Regions from separate parts of the Homo sapiens genome. Here region 2 is linked to region 1. The links are chromatin loops, found by intact Hi-C in ENCODE. Cell type or tissue: CD4-positive, alpha-beta T cell. All regions are shown on one strand.

Region 1 (8,000 bases):
TCCCAGCTTCTCAGCCTCTCTTCTCTGTTCACTTCCTGCTCATGGGACTCCTGCCTCTCCTGGGCTTGGCCGCTCCTGTCTTGGCAAGCCCCAGACCCTGCCTTGGATTTCTTTCTGGCCTCCAAGTGGGCGCTTGGCTCCTGGCACCTGGCAGCCTTGGCTGTCTCCCCAGCCCCACTGTCCTGCCTCTCTGCTTGGGACCCATGGGAGCTGCCATCTCCCCAGCCCCAGGTCTGTTCTACAGCTGAGCTCCCCACTTCATGTCTTCTGTCATCTCCAGGCCCTCTCAGCCTTCCAGCCCCCTCGTTTTGGCTGCCTCTAAGGCCCTCCAGGTCCTCCTGGGCTTCCTCCTCTACAATCTTCCCTGTCTTTCCCACCGCCACCACCCCCAGTTCCTCAGCCGCCTGCGCCTCCCGCTCTACAGTGGGGACTGCATCTCCCAGGAGGTAGGAGACAAAGGTGCCGAGGGAATCCTAGGAAAAAAGAGAGAGAGAGGGGAGAGTCATTGAGGAGAGTCCCAGCCCTTTCCCTGGGGGCCCTGGCTGGAGGAGCCCAGGTTAAGGAAGAGGGTACTGGGATCTGAAAGGAGAAGAAGAGGATTTGCAGAAGGAGCCAGAAGGGGCATCGATTAGGGGTACGAGGACGCATGGTTGGAGGTGGGGACTGAAATTCAGAAAATATTAGGCCAGGAGTCTGCCTGAACCTGAGAAAGCAATCTCCAGTTTGAGGAGATCAGAAGGAGGAGGGGAAAGGTGAGGCCCCAGGGGAGGTGCCCGGAAGTGAGGCCCCAGGGAATGGGGTGCAAGTATCTGGCAGCTGTCTGCCCTTCTCACCAGTGCCCCCCTCAAGGCCTGGTGCAGCCCAGGGAGGTATAGCCGGAGGAAGTCCATCCTGTCTGTCTCTGTCTGTGTGTCCAGAAAGCTGATAATGACCGTCCCCACCCACCAAGACAAGCCAACCTTCCCCAGGACCAAAGGCACTTCCTCTTCCCCTGTCTCCCTGATGCGTCCCCACCCCAGGCCCTGCCCACGGCCCCTGATGCCCACAGTAGCCCCCACTGCAGCCCGGGAAATGGGTGTACATCACACAGGGGACTCAGGTGCACATTTGGAAATAAAGGACAAGCAAGAGGCCAGAAAGGACAAAGTGGGAGCAGGAGACCTTAGAACTGGGGAGGGGGAGAGGGAGGGGACATGTGGCAACAGCAGCTCAAGTGACTCAGGTCTCGTATCCGCACCTCAGCCATTTCTGCCTCCCCTACAAGCCACAGCCACTCTGCAAGAGGAAGCTGGGGTTTGTGGTTCCTGTTTTGCCTGGGAAGAAAGAGTAGCAGTGAAGAGGGGGCTGGTGGGAGCTCTGACACATTTCGGCGTCATTAATGCTTCCCCCAGGGGCGGAAGGGGCCGGATTGGTGGCTCTGGGGTGCATCCCCTCACCTATGATTAGGCTTGCAAAAAAGAACTTGGCTAAACTTTATATTGTGGATATCTGTGTCTGCCTCCCACCTTCCTGTGACTTCCTTGATGGCAGATGCCATGTATGAAACGCTGCTGAATTTCTAGAGCCCTGCACGTTAGTAGGATTCCATTTTCCATCAGCTGAGTGACCTGGGAGGCACACTAGAGAGGGCACATTTCTTTTCTTTTCTTTTCTTTTTTTTTTTGAGACAGTCTCACTCTGTCACCCAGGCTGGAGTGTAGTGGCGCAGTCTCAGCTCACTGCAACCTCTGCCTCCTGGGTTCAAGTGATTCTCCTGCCTCAGCCTCCCGAGTAGCTGGGATTACAGGTGCGTGCCACCACACCTGGTTAATTTTTGTATCTTTAGTAGAGACAGGGTTTCACCATGTTAGCCAGGCTGGTTTCGAACTCCTGACCTCAGGTGATCTGCCCACCTTGGCCTCCCAAAGTGCTGGGATGACAGGCATGAGCCACCACACCCAGACGAGAGGGCACATTTCCAACTGCATTCTGAAGGCCTGGTGGTGAGAAAGAGCATATAGAGGTGGCACAGCCCATAGCAGAGATGAGGCCAAGGACAAGAAGAGAATGCAGGATGCCGCTTTCCACCTAGAAGAAGGTAAGGGTATGATTCCTTATTTGGAACTACATAAAGTGACCTTGCTCTACTTCTCTTCCCCATACCCTCCTTCTCCCCTCCCCAGCCCCACTTTCCTATTCCAATTAGGGCAATTCTATGAAATCACAGCATCAGAATCTTAGGCCTTAAAATCATTTAGTCTGGCCAGGTGCAGTGGCTCACGCCTGTAGTCCTAGCACTTTGGGAAGCCAAGGCAGGTGGATTGCTTGAGCTCAGGAGTTTGAGGCCACCCTGGGCAACGTGGCAAAATCCAGTCTCTACAAAAAACACAAAAATTAGCTGGGCACAGTGGTGCGCACCTGCTGTCCCAGCTACTCGGGAGGCTGAGGTGGGAGGATCACCTGAGCCTGGGAGGTCAAGGTTGCAGCAAACCAAGATCCTGCCACTGCACTCCAGCCTGGGCAACAGAGCAAAACCCTGTCAAAAAAAAAAAAAAAATCTGGTCTAAGCACCACCTTTGATGGAGGCAGGAATCCTGCAGCAGCCTGGAGCCAACCCAATGGCTCCCTGCCTCTGGTGCTCTATTTCTTATCACCATACAGGTCTCTAAGGTCACCTTTAGGTCTAACATTGTATGAATGATTGTCAGCAACTTTCCAATTTTTTTCATATACATATATTTTTTTTATTTTATTTTTTACTTTTTCTTTTTTTGAGACAGGATCTCACTCTGTCACCCAGGCTGGAGTGCAGTGGCGTGATCATAGCTCACTGTAGCTTCAACCTCCTGGGCACAAGTGATCCTCCCACCTCAGCTTCCAAGGTACCTGTGACTACAGGAATGCGCCACCATGCCCGGCTAATTTTGTTATATATATATATATATATATTTGTACCTTGGTTTTCTCATCTGTAACACCAGGGGTTGAAGTGCTGTGATATTTTTTGGTTCTAGGATAATTTGGAAATAGGGATCTCTTAACATCTTGGATACTGCCAATAGATCATTCACGAAATCCCTTTAGATGAGTGTTATGTTTACTTAGGTCTCTAAAACAATTTGTAAGGTCAACAGATGGGGATAAGAATGACCTGAAGCTGGTCGTCTTTGTTCGCAACCAGAAACAGTCCTGCCTCAAAAAAAAAAAAAAAAAAAAGGGAGTAGGCAGGTGGCCATATTTGTTTCTGGCAAGTGAGTGCTGAAGGAAAGGAGCTGAAGCCTCCCACAGTCATAACTGGTGCTGGCAGGCTACTGTCTCGGTCTTGGGCGCCACTGATCTAAGGTCACGGCTCTGCTTGCTGCTCCCACCCGCTCCAGTTTAAAACCTGCGGTTCCAGGGTTCTCCAGCCCCTCCCTTTTTCACGCTCCGAAGCCGAGAAGGCCCAAAGCGAAGACAGAGAGGACCCGGAAGTAGGGAAAACCTCTGAGCACGTGATGGGGGAACACGCGGGTGCTGTCACGTGATCCGACAAACGGCCTCTGCATAGTGCAGAACATTCTGCTGCTCTTAAAGGTACAGGCCTCAGGGTCCCTGCTGTAGACGGGGCGGGGGAGAGTACGATGGGTGGGGCGTGGTGGGTCGTAGGGCGCTCGAGATGGAGCCCCCAGCTTCCTTGATGGATCGCGGGGCGCGAGTGCCCTAGACAAGCCGGAGCTGGGACCGGCAATCGGGCGTTGATCCTTGTCACCTGTCGCAGACCCTCATCCCTCCCGTGGGAGCCCCCTTTGGACACTCTATGACCCTGGACCCTCGGGGGACCTGAACTTGATGCGATGGGAGGCTGTGCAGGCTCGCGGCGGCGCTTTTCGGATTCCGAGGGTGAGTATTCCCGCCCACCCTCATGGAACGACCACCTCTGGCTCGCAGCCCACCTGAGGGGAATGAGAGCTGACTCGGCCCCGGGAGGACACGCAAGGAGCGGTCGTGCACCTGAGAGTAGGTGGGGGTCATGCCCTCTTCTCGCTCTCCCAGGGGAGGAGACCGTCCCGGAGCCCCGGCTCCCTCTGTTGGACCATCAGGGCGCGCATTGGAAGAACGCGGTGGGCTTCTGGTGAGTGGCCTGAGACTTCAGCGAGTGACAATGGCATGAGAAGAGGGAAGTGACCGGAGGAAAGGGGGAAGAAAGAGTTAAGCTGCGCAAAGGAGCTGAACCCACAAATATTTACTGAATCCACTGGTTTGCCCCAGGGGCAGCATGTAAAATTTCCAAACTTCACTCCTTATCACCTTCCGGATTTAGCAAGATCCTCATACCTACCACCTGTAGGATTATTTACTTTTTTCTTCCAGCCAATTCAGCCTTAACGTTTTTTAGTGCACATATTTTTAAAAAGAAAACTTTAAATCACGACTCCACTTGGAAAACCAGCGTTTTCCTAGTGAACGTTTAAATAAATGCATCACTACTAAAACTTTTTTATTTTTTTAATTTATTTTATTTTATCTTATTTTTTTTTCTTTTTGAGACAGGGTCTTGCTCTGTTTCCCAGGTTGGAATGCAGTAGTGCAATCACAGCTCCCTGCAGCCTGGAACTCCTGGGCTCAAGTGATTCTCCCACCTCAGCCTCCAAGTAGGTGTGGCTACAGGTGTGCACCACCGCATCTGCCTAATTTTTATATTTTTTTATAGAGATGGGGGTCTCACTATGGGACCTGGGCTGGTCTCAAACTCGTGGCCTCAAGTGATCCTCCTACCTCAACCTTCCAAAGTGCTGAGATTACAAGCATGAGCCACCATGCCGGGCCTGAACCTTTTTTTTTTTTTTTTTTTTTGAGACGGAGTCTCTCTCTGTCCTCCAGGCTGGAGTGCAGTGGCGCAATCTCGGCTCACTGCAAACTCCGCCTCCCAGGTTCACACCATTCTTTTGCCTCAGCCTCCGGAGTAGCTGAGACTACAGGCGCCTGCCACCACGCCCGGCTATTTTTTTGTATTTTTAGTAGAGATGGGGTTTCACCGCGTTATCCAGGATGGTCTCGATCTCCTGACCTCGTGATCCGCCCGCCTCGGCCTCCCAAAGTGCTGGGATTACAGGTGTGAGCCACCGCGCCCAGCTTTTTTTTTTTTTTTTTTTAATTTTATTTTATTTTTGAGACAGAGTCTCACTCTATCACCCAGGCTGGAGAGCAGTGGCACAATCTCGGCTCACTGAAACCTCCACCTCCAAGGTTCAAGCTATTCTCCTGTCTCAGCTCCCCGAGTAGCTGGGATTACAGGTGCGTGCCACCAGACACAGCTAATTTTTTGTATTTTTAGTAAAGACAGGATTTCACCATGTTGGTCAGGCTGGTCTAGAACTCCTGACCTTAGGTGATCCGCTTGCCTCCACTTCCCAAAGTGCTGGGATTACAGGCGTGAGCCACCGTGCCCCGCCCTGACATAGGGGCTTTGGGATCACAGACTTGGATTCACTTCCAGCCTCCAAGGCCTCTCCCAGAAACTCTCTGTGACCACTCTCCTTTTTTTTTTTTTTTTTTGAGATAGAGTCTCGCTCTTGTAGCCCAGGCTGGAGTGCAATGGCACAATCTCGGCTTACTGCAACCTCCGCCTTTCGGGTTCAAGTGGTTCTCCTGCCTCAGCCTCCTGAGTAGCTAGGATTACAGGCATGTGCAACTTCGCCCAGCTAATTTTGTATTTTTTAGTAGAGACGGGGTTTCTCCATATTGCTCAGGCTGGTCTCGAACTCCTGACCTCAGGCGATCCGCCCGCCTCGGCCCCTCAAAGTGCTGGAATTACAGGTGTGAGCCACTGCACTCGGCCTCTTCCTTTTTATTTTTTATTTTTGTGACAGGGTCTTGCTCTGTCACCCAGGCTAGAGTGCAGTGGCATGATCACAGTTCACTGCAGCCTCTGACTCCTGGACTCAAGCAATCCTCCCACCTCAGCCTCCCAAGTAGCTGGGACTACAGTGCAAGCCACCACACCTGGCTAATTTTTAAATTTTTTGTAGAGATGGGGGTCTCACTATCTTGCCCAAGCACCAAAGCCTGTATTTTTGACCCCAACATTGAATGAGGATGGGATCTGGTGATAGAGGGAAAAAAAAGAGGGGGCTGATTGAAGGGCACAGGTAAGGGAAGGTTTGGCACAAAGGCTACAGATGGCTGCAGGATGAGGAGGGAGTTGAGACCTGTCCTGCTCCTTCCAGGCTGCTGGGCCTTTGCAACAACTTCTCTTATGTGGTGATGCTGAGTGCCGCCCACGACATCCTTAGCCACAAGAGGACATCGGGAAACCAGAGCCATGTAAGTGACTCTCTACCACCACCACCATGGTTAGTCCCTGTGGGAAGATGAGGGGGTGGGACAAGGTGGGGTAAAGTTTCCAGTCTCTGGCTGGGCACAGTGGCTCACACCTGTAATCCCAGCAGTTTGGGAGGCTGAGGCGGGCGGATCACTTGAAGTCAGGAGTTCGAGACCAGCCTGGCCAACATGGTGAAACTCCGACTCTACTAAAAATACAAAAACTACCTGGGTGTGGTGGCACACACCTGTAGTCTGAGCTATTCAGGAGGCTGAGGCAGGAGAATTGCTTGAAGCCAGGAGGTGGAAGTTGCAATGAGCCAAGATCACACCACTGCACTCTAGCTTGGGCAACAGAGTGAGACACCATCTCAAAAAAAAGAAAGCTCTTGAATGTGTTATCTAAACAAAGTCCATTTACAGGGCCATCTGTGGCCTGTGGTCTAGTAGTGTGAGACTCATATGGAAACCCCCTCTTCATTGTGCATGCAGAGACGCTGAGGTCCTGAGAAGTCAGTCACTGCTGACCCAAAGCCATCCTTCAAGTGAAGGCAGAGCTGGGACGGGAGCCAGGCTCTGTGTGTCTATCCCTCTGCCTCCAGGGTGAAAGACATGCTTTTCTCCCATTAGGTGGACCCAGGCCCAACGCCGATCCCCCACAACAGCTCATCACGATTTGACTGCAACTCTGTCTCTACGGCTGTGCGTACTCATCTCACCTGGTCCTTGCCTGACCCAGGGCCCCTGGGTCTATAGACCCCACTCCCAGCCCTTCACTACCCAGCTGGGACTGTCATGATTAAAACAGTTGAGACCTGGGCTGGGCGCACTGGCTCACACTTGTAATCCCAGCACTTTGGGAGACCAAGGTGGGAGGATCACTTGAGCCTAGGAGTTTGAGACCAGCCTGGGCAGTATAGTGAGACCCCCATCTTAAAGAAAAAAATTAAAAAATATATATATATAAAATAATTGAGACCTTAATATAATTTCTGAGGCTGAGGCGGATGGATCACTTGAGACCAGGAGTTCAAGACCAGCCTGGCCAACATGGTGAAACCCCATCTGTACTAAAAATACAAAAATTAGCCAGGCATGGTGGTGCACGCCTGTAATCCCAGCTACTCAGGAGGCTGAGGCAGGAGAATCACTTGAACCCAGGAGGTGGAGGTTGTAGTGAGCCAAGATCGAGCCACTACACTCCAGCCTGGGTGGCAGAATGAGACTCACTCTCAAAATATATATATATATAGTTTCTGAGTCCTTTCTGTCTGCACCATATATTAGCTCATTTAAGCCACACAGCAGTCCTGTGAGCTAGGTGCTATGATATTCCCATTTTCCAGATGAGGAAACTGAAGCTCAGAGAGTATAAACTCTTGACACACAACTAAGGAGTGGGAGAGCTGAGACTTGAACCCAGGCGTGCCTGACTCCAGAGCCTGTGTTTGTAGCAGGCCTGTTTGGCCAGCTCCTGCCTCTCCTTGGCCACGTGGTTGGGAGGGTTGTCCCCTGGAAGCTCTGCGGTCTCACTCTATTCTCCTGTCCCAGGCTGTGCTCCTGGCGGACATCCTCCCCACACTCGTCATCAAATTGTTGGCTCCTCTTGGCCTTCACCTGCTGCCCTACAGGTCTGGGTGAGGGTAGTGGGAGGCAGGGTGGGCAGGAGCTGAGAAAGGGGAGGCTGGGATGGCTGAGATGCTGAGAGTAGAGACCGACCT
Region 2 (8,000 bases), 270 kb after region 1:
TAGGTTATTTGCTATGGGGTCAGTGATGTAAGTCCTCTCCTCTGTATCCTCATGAACTCTTAGTAAAGATGCATAGGCCGATGCAGCAGCTTGTGTCTGTAGCCCCAGCTACACAGGAGGCTGATGTGGGAAGATCTCTTGAGCCCAGGAGTTCAAGGCTGCAGTAAGTTGAGATTGCACCACTGCACTCCAGCCTGGGATACACAGCCAGACCCCAACTCCCTTAAAAAAAAAAAAAAACAAAAGGCATGGTGGCTCACGCCTGTAATCCCAACACTTTGAGAGGCTGAGGTGGGAGGATTGCTTGAGCCTAGGATTGTTTGAGAACAGCTTGGGCAACGCAGTGAGAGCCCATCTCTACAAAAAATTAAAAAATTATCCAAGTGTGGTGGTGTATGTGTGTAGTCCCAGCTACTCGGGAGGCTGAGACAGGAGAATTTCTTGAACCTGGTAGGCGGAGGTTGCAGTGAGCCGAGATCACACCACTGCATTCTAGCCTATGCAACAGAGCGAGACTCTGTCTCAAAAAAAAAGAAATATATTGTTCCAACAACCAGCTAAAAGTGAAGGTGGGAGGTTGGGTTCAAGCTCTGAGGGGTCTCATAATCTGAAAGTTGCCTGACGTTCTTGGAAGATGTGAGTATGTCTTGGGGTTGGATGGGAGTGTTTTTTTTTTGGTTGTTTTGTTTTTGAGATGGTCTCGCTTTATCGCCCAGGCTGGAGTGCAGTGGTGCTATCTTGGCTCACTGCAACCTCTACCTCCCAGGTTCAAGCAATTCTCTGCCTCAGCCTCCTGAGTAGCTGGGATTATAGGCAAGTGCCACCATGCCCAGACAATTTTTGTATTTTTAGTAGAGACGGGGTTTCACCATCTTGGCCAGGCTGGTCTTGAACTCCTGACCTCATGATCCACCTGCCTTGGCCTCCCAAAGTGTTGGGATTACAGGCGTGAGCCACCGCGCCAGGCCGGGAGTGGTCTTAATGAACATGAGTCTCAGACACCACCTTTCTTTTTTTTTTTATTTTTTTATTTTGAGACAGTTTCACTCTGTCGCTCAGGCTGGAGTGCAATGGCGCAATCTTGGCTCACTGCAGCTTCCACCTTTGTAGAGACTGGGTCTCACTATGTTGCCCAGGCTGGTGTCAAACCTCTAGGCTCATGTGATCCTCCCACTTTGGCCTCCCAAAGTGCTGGGGTTACAGACATGAGCCACTGTGCCTGGTCAGATTCCCTGTTGATCAGTGAAACAGGTGGAATAAAGCCAGGCACGGTCCCTGTAGTCCCAGCTACTTGGGAGGCCAAGATGGAGAATTGCTTGAGCCCAGGAGGTCAAGGCAGCAGTGAGCCATATTCTCGCCACTGCACTCCAGCCTGGGCAACAGAGCAAGACCTGTCTCAAAAAAAATCTGCTTAAGCTATTCTTTTAAAAAAAAGCCTTATGATTCTAATATCAGAAATGCTATCTAAAAGAGCACTGGGGATGCAAGTGGTCAGTATCTAGTGCCATGTGACTTTTGGGTACAAGGAAGTGGGTCAAAGTGCAGCCTGGTTGATGCTTAATTGTAACTGTATTTCTGTGCAGAATTCTTGTTAATCCTGTGAGGATGGCTTCATTCAGGCAAAATTTCTCCATTAATCATGGTAATGGATGTTTGCAAACATTCATTTACTCTATGCCAGGAAATCACTGAGTAGGATACATTTGAGTTGGGTCTTTAGGGTGAGTAGGAATTTAAAAGGAAGGGAAAGGGATGAGGAAAAGGACACCCCAAATAGCAGAACAACATGAGCCTTGGCTCTGAGACATGAAAGAGTCCGCTGGGTGTGGTGGCTCGTGCCTGGAATCCCAGCACTTTGGGAGCCTGAGGCAGGTAAATCACCTGAGGTCAGGAGTCCGAGACTGGCCTGGCCAACATGATGAAAACCCATCTCTACTGAAAAAAAAAAAAACAAAAACACAAAAATTAGCTGGGCGTGGTGGCACATGCCTGCCTGTAATTGCAGCTACTCAGGAGGCTGAGGCACAAGAATCACTTGAACCAGGGACGCAGAGGTTGCGGTAAGCAGAGAACGCACCATTACACTCCAGCCTGGGCGATAGAGTGAGACTCCGTCTCAAAAAAAAAAAAAAAAAAAAAAAAAAAAAAAGAGTCTGCTGTTTCCAGGAGCCAAGAGGACTCTAGCTTGCTGGGTTTGTATATGGAGAGGAGTTAGAAAGGTGGGATGCAGGCCGGATGCAGTAGCTCACACCTGTAATCCCAGCACTTTGGGAGGCCGAGGTGGGTGGATCGCCTGAGGTTGGGAGTTTGAGACCAGCCTGATAACATTTTGAAACCCCGTCTCTACTAAAATTACAAAAATTAGCCGGGCATGGTGGCAGGACCCTGTAATCCTAGCTACTTGGGAGGCTGAGGCAGGAGAATTGCTTGAACCCGGGAAGCAGAAGTTGCAGTGAGCCAAGATCGTGCCATTGCACTCTAGCCTGGGCAACAAGAGCAAGACTTCATCTCAAAAAAAAAAAAAAAAAAAGAAAGCTGGGATGGATATAGTGATTAATAACTAAAATTTATTGAAAATCTTTGTCAGGTGTGGTGGCTTATGCCTGTGATCGCAGCACTTTGAGAGGCTGAGGTGGGAGGATTGCTTGAGCCCAGGAGTTTGAAACCAGCCTGGGCAACATAGTGAGACTGGTCTCTACAAAAGAATAAATAAAAAATAGTTGGGTGTGGTGACACGTGCCTGTAGTTTCAGCTACTCAGGAGGCTGAGGTGGAAGGATCACTGGAGCCTGGAATGTTGAGGCTGCAGTGAGCCATGATTGCACCACTGCACTCCCGCCTGGGCAATGGAGTGAGATCCTGCCTCTCTTTAAAAAAGAAAGAAAGAAAGTCTTGTAACGTACAAGCACAGTTCTTTTTTTTTTTTTTTTTTTTGAGATAGAGTCTCACTCTGTTGCCCAGGCTGGAGTGCAGTGGTGCGGTCTCGGCTCACCGCAACCTCTGCCTCCTGGGTTCAAACAGTTCTCCTGCCTCAGCCTCCCAAGTAGCTGGGACTACAGGCATGCACCACCACAACTGGCTCAGTTTTGTATTTTTAGTAGAGACAGGGTTCTACCATGTTACCCAGGCCGGTCTCAAACTCCTGACCCAGGTGATCCACCCACACAGTTCTAAACACTTCTCATGCTTTGCCGTGGTCATGGTGGGCTGCCGGATCTTTTCCATGTGCTCCCCTGCTGTCACACTTTCCCTGTGCTGCCTGCCCTGTGCCCAGAAGTTCGACCTGTACGGATTACATCAGCAGGCTCCCTTGCTCCCTGGCTTACAGCTGGACTTATCCAATGTGGATCCCCCAGCAGGAGATTAGCAAGAGAGCAGACAGTGAGGTCAGCATGTTTATTTCACTGGCATTCTCCCCACAGCATCACCTTAGCTGGCTGCTTCCTTCAGCTGCTCTCACACAATTCTTCCTTTCCAGATTCTGGCCTCCATTCCTCCTCTTGTCCCTGCAGGCTTAGAAGTACTAATAATCATGCTGTTACTAGACCTCTTGTGTTGTGTTTTCCTTTGCAGGGTTTCCTTACATCCCACCCTTTAAAAATAGTCCCCTTGTCAGCTGGGCATGGTGGCTCACACCTGTAATCCCAACATTTTGGGAGGCCAAGGTGGGGGGATCACCTGAGGTCAGGAGTTCACGACTAGCCTGGCCAACACAGTGAAACCTCGTCTCTACTAAAAATACAAAAATTAGCCAGTCATGGTGGTGCATGCCTATAATCCTAGCTACTCAAAAGGCTAAGGCAGGAGAATCGCTTGCACCCAGGAGGCAGAGGTTGCAGTGAGCTGAGATCATGCCACTGTACTCCAGCCTGGGTGACAGAGCGAGACTCCGTCTCAAAAAAAAAAAAAAAAAAAGTCCCCTTGTCAACATTTCTTTTGTTTTTTTTTTGAGACAGAATCTTCCTCTCTCTTTCAGGCTGGAGTGCAGTGGTGCGATCTTGGCTCACTGCAACCTCTACCTCCCAGGTTCAAGTGATTCTCCTGCCTCAGCCATCTGAGTAGCTGGGACTACAGGCTCGTGCCACCACGCCTGGATAATTTTTGTGTTTTTAGTAGAGACAGGGTTTCGCCATGTTGGCCAGGCTGGCCTCGAACTCCTAACCTCAAGTGATCCACCCGCTTTGGCCTCCCAAAGTGCTGGGATTACAGGCGTGAGCCACCGTGCCCGGTTCCCTTGTCAATATTTTGAATCCTAATTTGGTTTTCCTGATAGAATTTAGCTGAAACAGGTACCTGCCCAGCCAACTAGGTACTAGTACTATTCCTATTTTATGGATGAGGAAACTGAGGTTACAAAGAGTTTAAATGACTTGCTCAAGGCCACACAGCTACGTAACAGGCTGAGTAAAAACCCAGAGAGTCTGGCTCTAGAGCTGCGAAGGCCTTCAAAGGCCTTGAATGCCAGGCTATGCAGACAGTGTGTTCCCATCACCTACAGAGGGTGCCAGACTCTCACCCTTTCTTCCTTCTGAGATCCTCACAGAGCTGTCGTGGGGCTCAGACAGATCTTGGCTATGGAGGCCAGGCACAGTGGCTCACCCTTGTAATCCCAGCATTTTGGGAGGCTGAGGCAGGAGGATTGCTTGAGCCTAGTTTTTTTTTTTTTTTTTTTTGAGACGAAGTCCTGCTCCTGTCCCCAGGGTGGAGTGCAATGGCGTGATCTTGGCTCACTGCAACCTCCACCTCCCAGGTTCAAGCAATTCTCCTGCCTCAGCCTCCCAAGTAGCTGGGATTACAGGTGCCTGCCACCACGCACAGCTAATTTTTGTATTTTTAGTAAAGACGGGGTTTCACCATGTTGGCCAGGCTGGTCTCGAACTCCTGACCTCAGGTGATCTGCCCACCTTGGCCTCCCAAAGTGCTGGGATTACAGGCGTGAGCTACCATGCCCGGTTGAGCCTAGGAGTTTGAGACCACCCTAGGGAGACCCTCGTCTCCCTAGTCATTAAAAAAAAAAAAATTAGCTGGGCACAGTGACTGTAGTCCCAGCTACTCGGGAGGCTGAGGTGGGAGGATCACTCGAGCCCAGGAGTTTGAAGCTACGTCAGTTATGATTGAGCCACTGCACTCCAGCCTGGGCAACAGAGCAAGACCCTGTCTCAAAACCAACAAACAAATGAAAAAAAAAATGAGAGCTCGAGAGAGAGAGAGATGTTGGCCATTGAAAGAGCTACTCTGGAGCTTGGTGGCACATGTGACCCAAGATTAGCCAATCAGGGCATCACACTCCCCAGGCCATGGTGACTGGTTCAGGAGTGGGCATGTGACCCAATCAAAGACAAAGGGTTTATTTTTCTACGACATTTGTAGGAGATGCATATGCCCTTCTCTCCACCAGGCTTCAACCTGGAAGAAGGGAAAGCCTAGATATGCCAGGGCCCATGAGGATAAATGACCCCCAGTCAAGGAAGCAGAACCAACGAACAGAGAGAAACTGAATTCTGTGATATTCACACCCTGAATCCACCATATCTGAAATTCATCCAAACCTTTGGATGGCGTTTTACGAGACAATACATTCTTTTTTTCTTCTTCAACTGTTAAGAGTCCAAACTTTAGGGTCCCCACCTTGTTACTTGCAATGAAACGGACACAGTGGAAGACAGCTTGGAGTAGGAAAAGGACTGAAGACTGCAGCAGCCAGGTGAACTTCTATTCGTCCATCAAGACCCAACCCAAAGGTTACCATCTTTGTTGCTTCCTCCCCATTTCCTCGTACGCTTAGGAAGTTCATACACACCTCACAATGTGCTGTAATTATTTGGGTGGCTGTTGCTGACCCAGACAGTGGACAATTTGCCTGATTCTTATTCACTTTAAATACTTCATTTTTAGCAAAAGGCCTGGCACAAAGCTAATACTAACTCACTGAAAGTTTGTTGAATGAATAACTAAATGCAGGCGATCAAGGCAGTAGCAATAGAAATAGGCAGGCAGAGATGGCTGGGGGCCATCCCTGCAGTGCCAACTAAAAGTAATAGCAGCCTTAAATCTTTTTTTGGAATAAGACAGGCTTCAGATTAATATTAATAACAAAATGTTATTTAGTTTACTTGAACAAAATCCCTGGAGTCAAATTTATAATAGCTGTGACTTATCTCATGCCTCATGTGCCAGGTGTTTTATGTACATTAAATTAAATCTTCACCCCAGCCTGGCAATGGAGCTATGATGTGGTGACTCCACACATCCAGTTTATTCTGAGGAATTGAAAGCAACTCCAGGGGATTCTATAAGCCACTCATAGCAGTTCCACCCTCCTTCACTACGGCTAGATCCGGGGGACTAGGCCTAGGCCAATTAGGATCAGTAGGGAAAGCTTCTTGGCTTGAGAAAGGATGTGAGAAAGGTGCTCTCTCTTTTTTCTTTATTTTGAGATGGAGTCTCACTCTGTCACCCAGGCTGGAGTGCAGTGGTGCAATCTCGGCTCACTGCAACCTCTGCCTCCTGGGTTCAAGCAATTCTCCTGCCTCAGCCTCCTGAGTAGCTGGGACTACAGGCGCCTGCCACCATGCCCAGCTAATTTTTTTTTTTTTTTTTTTTGAGATGGAGTTTTGCTCTGGTTGCCCAGGCTGGAGTGCAATGGTGCAATCTCGGCTCACCACAACATCCGCCTCCCGGGTTCAAGCGATTCTCCTGCCTCAGCTTCCCAAGTAGCTAGGATTACAGGTATGCGCCACCACACCTGGCTAATTTTTTGTATTTTTAGTAGAGACGGGGTTTCTCCATATTGGCTAGGCTGGTCTCAAACTCTCGACCTTAGGTGATCCACCCACCTCGGCCTCCCAAAGTGCTGGGATTACAGGCATGAGCCACCATGCCCAGCCTCATTTTTGTATTTTTAAGTAGAGATGGGGTTTCACCAGTTGGCCAGGCTGGTCTCAAACTGCTGACCTCAAGCGATCCATCCACCTTGGCCTCCCAAAGTGTTGGGGATTACAGGTGTGAGCCACTGTGCCCGGCCAAAAGGTGCTCTCTTTTGCTGGATTTGAACAGGGAATTTTGTGGCCCTGGCTGTTCCTGGCAACCACCTTGACAACAAGTCTGATAATGGAGAAGAGCAGAGCAAGGAAGTCCTAGAGGAATGGCCGGGCGTGGTGGCTCATGCCTGTAATCCCAGCACTTTGGGAGGCCGGGGTGGGCAGATCACTTGAGCTCAGAAGTTGGAGACTAGCCTGGGCAACACAGTGAGACATTGTCTTTGCTGAAAAAAAAAAAATCAGCTGGGCATAGTGGCGCACACCTGTAGTCCCAGCTAACTGGGAGTTTAAGGTGAGAGGCTTGCTTGAGCTTGGGAGGTCGAGACTGCAGTGAGCTGTGATTGCGCCACTGCACTCTAGCATGGAGAACAGACTGAGACCCTGTCTCAAAAAAATAAAACAAAACAAAACAAACAAACAAACAAACAAACACACACAAAACCACACACAGAAAAAAAAGAAAATCCTAGAGGAATGGATCTAGGCCTCCCATCACACCCAGCCAAAAGCTAATGAATCTCTGGAAGTCCAGTTATGTAACCCAAAGGCATACCCTTAAGTGAGTCAGTTGCATTTCTGTTATCTCATTCAATTTTACAGTAAGGAAACCAAGACTTCGAGAGTCAATAACTCAAGATACCTTAGCTAGTGAAGTTAAGAGCTGGATTCCACTCCAAATGAGTCTCAACCCAAAGCTTTCACTCATCCTACTAAACTAAGCCAAGTAAGTGACTTGGCCTCCATTCCGATTCATCAGCTTACCTACTGAGATGGCTTCTCTTGTACATGCTGTTTCTACTGCCTGGAATGTTCTATGCCCCCTCTCTTTGCCTAGCAAACTCCTGCTTCTTTAAGGCCAAAGCTTAAAGAAATGTCACTTCCTGACTTCCTCCCCATCCTAATCTGCCAGATTATTTTAGATCCCTTGGCCTTATTAGCGTGTAAACTATATTAAAGTTAT

The links. A loop is a pair of places that touch in the nucleus more often than their neighbours do. Peaks named below come from ENCODE experiments on the same cell type or tissue, not always from the same donor. Only the 100,000 strongest peaks of a DNase experiment are listed, where the experiment ranks them.
Region 2: a loop joins it to region 1, with 4 times the contacts of the local background. A loop is called at or near these places in 4 of 110 quality-filtered maps.

Annotation. Positions count from the first base shown.
Region 1 is chr16:28,487,572-28,495,571 of GRCh38, reverse strand. It overlaps CLN3 (CLN3 lysosomal/endosomal transmembrane protein, battenin), which reads left to right and starts at 3,498. Exons shown (of 16, transcript NM_001042432.2): 1 at 3,498-3,552; 2 at 3,737-3,858; 3 at 4,012-4,090; 4 at 6,186-6,282; 5 at 6,910-6,981; 6 at 7,831-7,910. The coding sequence starts at 3,813. It overlaps APOBR (apolipoprotein B receptor), which reads right to left and starts at 929. Exons shown (of 4, transcript NM_018690.4): 1 at 834-929; 2 at 1-473. The coding sequence starts at 890. RefSeq lists enhancers at 3,288-3,487, 2,827-3,616. In CD4-positive, alpha-beta T cell, CTCF peaks have their summits at 3,911 and 4,110; DNase peaks (open chromatin) are centred at 1,301, 3,481 and 4,041; H3K4me3 peaks cover 4,687 bases; H3K27ac peaks cover 3,990 bases.
Region 2 is chr16:28,214,794-28,222,793 of GRCh38, reverse strand. No RefSeq gene overlaps it. Among named protein-coding and RNA genes, the nearest start is that of XPO6, 6.8 kb to the right of the region's middle. RefSeq lists an enhancer at 3,097-3,598. In CD4-positive, alpha-beta T cell, a CTCF peak has its summit at 4,521 (motif pointing right); DNase peaks (open chromatin) are centred at 4,503 and 5,273.